2 separate regions of the Mus musculus genome follow, and region 2 is linked to region 1. The links are chromatin loops, found by intact Hi-C in ENCODE. Cell type or tissue: gastrocnemius. All regions are shown on one strand. Links, peaks and the distances in the headings refer to the core of each region. The heading gives the core; the rest is flanking DNA.

Region 1 (2,907 bases), core at 200-2,699:
TTGAATGTCCCTATGGCTGACGTTCCTTGTCTAAGAGGAAGTGCCTTTGTTAGCCTAAACAAGATTAGTGACCTGCCTTTGGAACTAGGGCACAGGTTACAGGCCTGTAAGGTTGGCTCTAGGCCAGTTTTCTTGGGCGAGCTTTGCAGGCGTTAGCTCCTTACTGTCATTACTGTCATTACTGTCAAATGGCCAGCAGTCTCCAGCATGATCTTTCGAGGCAGGCCAGGGCAACATTGCCTTGCCAAAGTAGAGGGACTCAGTCACAGTGTTCAGAGAGGACAGAGAAGTTTAATTCTGTTTTGTTGAGGAAACTCTACTGCACTGCCGTACACTGACAGCTTGAGAAGAAGGACCCATGGCTTCCTTATATAGCCATGAAATGGGGCATTAAAATCCTGTCAGCTCAGGGAAGCTTTTCTTCTCAGGTCATCCTGCCCTCTGGGATTCTGTTCTGCTGGACCTTGGGTTGTCACTTGGTGTACATAAAACTGTTGCTCCTGGATTGAAAACAGTCCCGGGCATGCTTGCTGCTGCACTGGTGCAGCCTGGGATGTGTCTAGGGGAGGTCAGCTCAGAAGCCTGTGCCCAAGTGTCTGCTCTCGGAGTGTCAGTAGTCAGTAGTTTAAGGTCCTTGGCACACCGTCCCTCTCTGTGAGATTCTGGGCAAGGCCGTGCTGTGAGGAGCCCATTATTAGCCTGTGGTCTGTAACAGCCGTGGGCAAGCTTCAGGGAGCAGAGGCCTGTGATGAAGAGACTATACCTGGGTGGCTACTTTAGTAGCTCATGACTATCTTTTTTTTTTTTCTTTTTTTGTTTTTGCTTTTTCAGACAGGGTTTCTCTGTGTAGTCCTGGCTGTCCTGGAACTCACTCTGTAGACCAGGCTGGCCTCAAACTCAGAGATCCACCTGCCTCTGCCTCCCAAGTGCTGGGATTAAAGGTGTGCACCACCACTGCCTGCTATGGCTATTATTTTATCCACCTGCCATAGGTCTTTTTAAAATAAATTTGCAAGGCTGTGTAGTGTTCCACTGGAAGGTCACCGAAAAACTGCCAGTGCCCATGCCTTCCCCCTATTTTAGTGTCTTCAAGGCTTTTCTACAAAGTGTGCATCTCCAACTCATCTGTAGAGAAGGAGAGTCTTTCTTGGTCCAAAATAGAGCTGCCTCACACAGTTCTGTGGCTGAAAAGTTCAGGGTCTGCTAGGGAGGGACTGAGGAATGCTGGGAGAACCTGGAAGCCAAGTCTACTTTGGTATGTTAAATATTCACCTCAGCTGTTTGTCCCGGGTCTGAATCCCAACAAAGGTGAGGACCCCAAGGCTCCATGAAAGGCCAGACACCTCCGGAGACTCCCATCCCCCTCGGAGCTGTTTGCTGTGCCAATGAGGAAATTACTTTTACTTTCTCGACATCTTGCACCACCGCCACCGTCTGTCTTTCCCGGATGTTGGTTTCTCTGTCTGTCCCATGCAGCAAGCTCGTGGCTCCCCTACAGGCGCACCAGCATCCCCAGGTACAGCTCCTCTGGGCTTTGAGAAGAACCTTACTCAAGGTTGGGATACCCGACTGAACATCTCAAAGCAGCACTCAGAAGGGAGCATGCCCATCTGCCGGTCCCCTCTCCGACCACAAGGAGCACTTCCGGAAGCCTCAGTCAGCCCCGCCTCCTCCAGGAGCAGGGAACAGTCAGCCCCGCCCCCTCCAGGAGCAGGGAACAGTGCACTTGCCCTCCTAGGAGAAGCTTCCTCCTTGAACTTATTCCATGCAGAACCGGGGAATGGTATTGTCACTCCTAACCAAACCTAACCCTGGGATTAGAACCCAACGAACCAAACATCTTGAGGAGGAACGGTGGCAAATAGCGGATTCTCTGCTTGCCATTGCTGGCTGTTCTTTCCCCTGTACCTGCTGGACTATGCTCCTGGGAAAGGCCCACGGGGAAGGTCACACCTCCCCCATGCCTGCGCCCATTGACTGTGCCTCCTGCACTTCCATGGTGTTGGGCTTGCAACTGAAGCCATGCAAAACCAGCTACTTGTACCATGTTTTTACGTGCGACAGCTTTTAAAATGGACTAGTGATGCAGTCCTCTTTGGTCCCGAGGCACACTTCTCTTTCCTGCCTGCGTTTGGCCTCTATGTGGAGATAGGGAGTGAGTAAAGGAAGTCTCTGAGCAGAAAGTGGCAGACATCAGTCCTTTTATGGTTAGTGAACTCATTTAACAGGCAGTACATTCAGTGGGAGTGAGTCCGCAGTGTTCTCCCATAGTTACTTTAAAGCTGTGCAGAAAGGGAAGTGGGAATCTTTACTGGTCATTGTCTGATGCTTCTTTTCCCACCTCAAACATCATCCCAGTCTCAGGGTTTTGTTGCTGTGACAAAACAACATCACCAAAAAAAGCAGGTTCAGGAGGAAAGGGTTTGTTCAGCATACACTTCCACATTGCTGCTCATCACCAAAGGAAGTCAGGACAGGAACTCAAGCAGGGCAGAAACCTGGAGGCAGGAGCTGATGCAGAGGCCATGGAGGGGTGCTGCTTACTGGCTTGCTTGCTCCTCATGGCTTGCTCAGCTTGCATTCTTCTAGAACCCAGGACCACCAGCCCAGGGATGGGCCCTCCCCTGCCTGCCTTGATCATTCATTGAGAACATGCCTTACAGCTTGAGCTCATGGAGGTATTTCCTCAACTGAAGATCCTTTCTCTGTGCAAACTCTAGGTTGTATCAAGTTGACACACAAAACCAGTTAGCATATCCCCTTAACTGCCTCTGGCCTAGTCTTTATGGACAGGGACCTTTGGAAGTCAGTGGATATTGCTGTGCAGGTATCCAATAGTGCCCTTGGAATGTCTACTTCTTGAGCCATGGACTCTTCTATCTTAATGGTCCTTGGGACCGTGGCCAT
Region 2 (2,907 bases), core at 246-2,745, 95 kb before region 1:
TTTCTTAAGGTTCCACCATATCACATCAGGCCACAGGCTGGCCAACCAGCCTTCGGCATATGACTTTGGAGCATATCGAAGCTTCAGACGGCAATGAGGCCATGATGTCTCCCGCTTCTCCAGGCTGACTTTCCGTTCTTACTGTATAGGAACTCAGTAATGAAGCTCCCAGCCTGCTTCATATCCTGGACTTTTAACCATTACTCTAAACTGTCTCTGATTTACATGATATTAAATGGGAAATCAAAGTGGGCCCAGGTCAAGAAATGACTACATCTACTAAAATGTACACCTTGAAGATGTTTCTTCCAATGAAAAAGAACCTTGGAACTAAACAAATCAAACAGATAACAGCTGCCTGAGAAAAGTAGAATTTTAGAAGGGTTTCCCACCAAATTTTCATTATAAAATTTGTTCTTAAAATGTAATCCTGCCGGGGCCTAGCAAACACAGAAGTGGATGATCACAGTCAGCTATTGGATGGGTCACATGGCCCCTAATGGAGGAGCTAGAGAAATTACCCAAGGAGCTATAGGGAACTGCAACCCTATAGGTGGAACAACAATATGAACTAACCAGTACCCGGGAGCTCTTGTCTTTAGCTGCATATGTATCAAAAGATGGCCTAGTCGGCCATCACTGGAAAGAGAGGCCCATTGGACTTGCAAACTGTATATGCCCCAGTACAGGGGAACGCCAGGGCCAAAAAGGGGGAGTGGGTGGGTAGGGGATTGGGGGGGGTGGGTATGGGGGACCTTTGGGATAGCATTGAAAATGTAAATGAGGAAAATACCTAATAAAAAAATAAATAAAAATGTAATCCTAAGTGCTTTAAGCCCTTAAACTGAAATTAGATGGGTTTTAAGATGATGGATTACTTTCTTATAATAAAACATTCTTTGTGGTTATTGTAACACTGTTTCTTCATTTTTTCAATTTTACGTTAGGTGTATGGGTATTTTGCCTGCATTCATATTTGTGCACCATGTTTGTGCAAACCCAGGGAGGGCAGAAGAGGGTGTTAGATCGCCTGAAACTGGAGTTACAGATGGTTGTGAGCCACCATGTGAGTGCTGGGAATTGAACCCAGGTCCTCTGAAGGAGAAGCAAATACTCTCAACTACTGAGCCATCTCTCTAGTCCTGCTTCCTGAGTTTTAAAGCAGTGTAAACAAATCAGTACATTTCTGAGAGAAACAGTGGTGAAGCTTCAAAGCCTCTAGGGTTTAAGAAGCGTAAGAGTGGTAACCCTCACTGGTGGGTACAGCTTTCAGGGTGTCTGTTGCCTGGGCATTGGATCCCTCGATCTTTCCAGTGAGTGAAAGATCAACCTTGAACATCTTGAAAGTTGTTTCCTGAAAGGTCAGGATAGCCACACCTCTAACTGTTTTGTTGTTGTTGTTGTTTCTGTTTATTTTGCTTTGTTTTATCATTACTATATTTGCTGGTTTACACACCCTACAGAAGAACCATAGAGCAAGCATTCTGACACATCTGGAAAGAGCAGCAGGTGAAGCTGGCTGGGTCTTAAAATAGGCATCCCTGAGAAAGGCCAAAGAGCAAAGCTTCGGGGAATATGCCTCCTGTCCGCTCAGTCTGAGCGGGTCTACATTGTAACACGTCTTCCCTGCAGGTCTTCCCTCCCACCATACAGTGCTCTACTGACTGTTGCTACACACAGGTAACACATCTTCCCTCCCGCCACACCTGGTAAAAAGGACGCTGCAGAAAAATCCAGGCATGAATACCAACCACCTCTAAAGAAACTCAGCTGGGACCGGGGCCTTTAATTCAGATTCAAACACCTAACAGGAGAAATAGAAACCCTGAATGTCACTTGTCTTTTTAAAGACAAAGTCTGGCATTTCTCTGATTACAAAACTTAGTAGAGAGGAAAAAAGTGCAAACCTTAAACCCTTTCACCTAGAAATAGCCACTAATTATAATCTCCCTCTCCTCTCCCCTCCCCTCTTCTCCTCTCCCCTCCCCTCCCCTCTCCTCTTCTCCCCTTCCTCTCCTTCCCCTTTTCCCTCTCTTCTCCCCTCCCTCCTCCCCTCCCCATCACTTCCCCTCCCCCTTTCCCTCCACATTATCTCCCCTCCCCTTCCCCTCCTCTCCCCCTTCCCCTCCCCTCTCCCTCCCCTGCCTGTCACCTTCCTCCCCTTCCTCTCCCCATTCCCCTTTCCCTCTTCTTCCCATCCCTCTCCCTTCCACTCCCCCCTACCATGTCCTCTCTCCTCTCCTCTTCCTCTCCTCTCCTCTCCTCTCCTCTCCTCTCCTCTCCTCTCCTCTCCTCTCCTCTCCTCTCCTCTCCTCTCCTCTCTCTTCTCCTTTCTCTCTCTCTCCTGGTCTTTAAATGATGTTTTTATATTTATGCATATCTTGAACTCTGGCATTTGAAAATCAGACTGACATACAAGCTTCCTACTTTGTTTTCAATTGCCATCCCTTGAAGCCTATCATGTATTTTCTCAGTTATACTGCCCACAAAGTGTCTTAATAATTCTTCTGCGTGACCTCATAGCCTCAGAAGCACTCCCTTGCAGGTATCTGACACTAAGGGCAGGCACCACCTGACTCCCTGACCTGTATCCTGGGCTCCAGAGGCTTCCTCTGGCCACTTAGCACTCACTGGCTTCTGTGAGAATTCAGCTCAGGAAGGGGAAAGCGGGCCATCTGTGCAGGAAGGTAAAAACCAGCGTAGATTAAATGGGGTGTGAGGAAAGGCACTTACACTCTTCAAACGTGTGCTACTCAACTGAATAGCTCATCTACAGACACAACTAATCACTGGGCACACAGCGCCAGCAGAGTGGCTGCTTCTTAGCCGTCTCTATGTCCAAAGAACATAAGCAATCCCACTTTTCTAAAAGAATGGCTCCAAAATGGCTTGAGAGATTTTGATCAG

What was found. Peaks named below come from ENCODE experiments on the same cell type or tissue, not always from the same donor. Only the 100,000 strongest peaks of a DNase experiment are listed, where the experiment ranks them.
Region 2: a loop joins it to region 1, with 2.9 times the contacts of the local background. A loop is called at or near these places in 5 of 42 quality-filtered maps.

Annotation. Positions count from the first base shown.
Region 1 is chr15:96,565,697-96,568,603 of GRCm38, reverse strand. No RefSeq gene overlaps it. Among named protein-coding and RNA genes, the nearest start is that of Gm32457, 15 kb to the left of the region's middle. In gastrocnemius, for the core only: a CTCF peak has its summit at 1,632; DNase peaks (open chromatin) are centred at 616 and 1,663; H3K4me3 peaks cover 551 bases; H3K27ac peaks cover 444 bases.
Region 2 is chr15:96,661,144-96,664,050 of GRCm38, reverse strand. No RefSeq gene overlaps it. Among named protein-coding and RNA genes, the nearest start is that of Gm22045, 9.2 kb to the left of the region's middle. In gastrocnemius, for the core only: no CTCF peak of the experiment used is centred there; no DNase peak of the experiment used is centred there.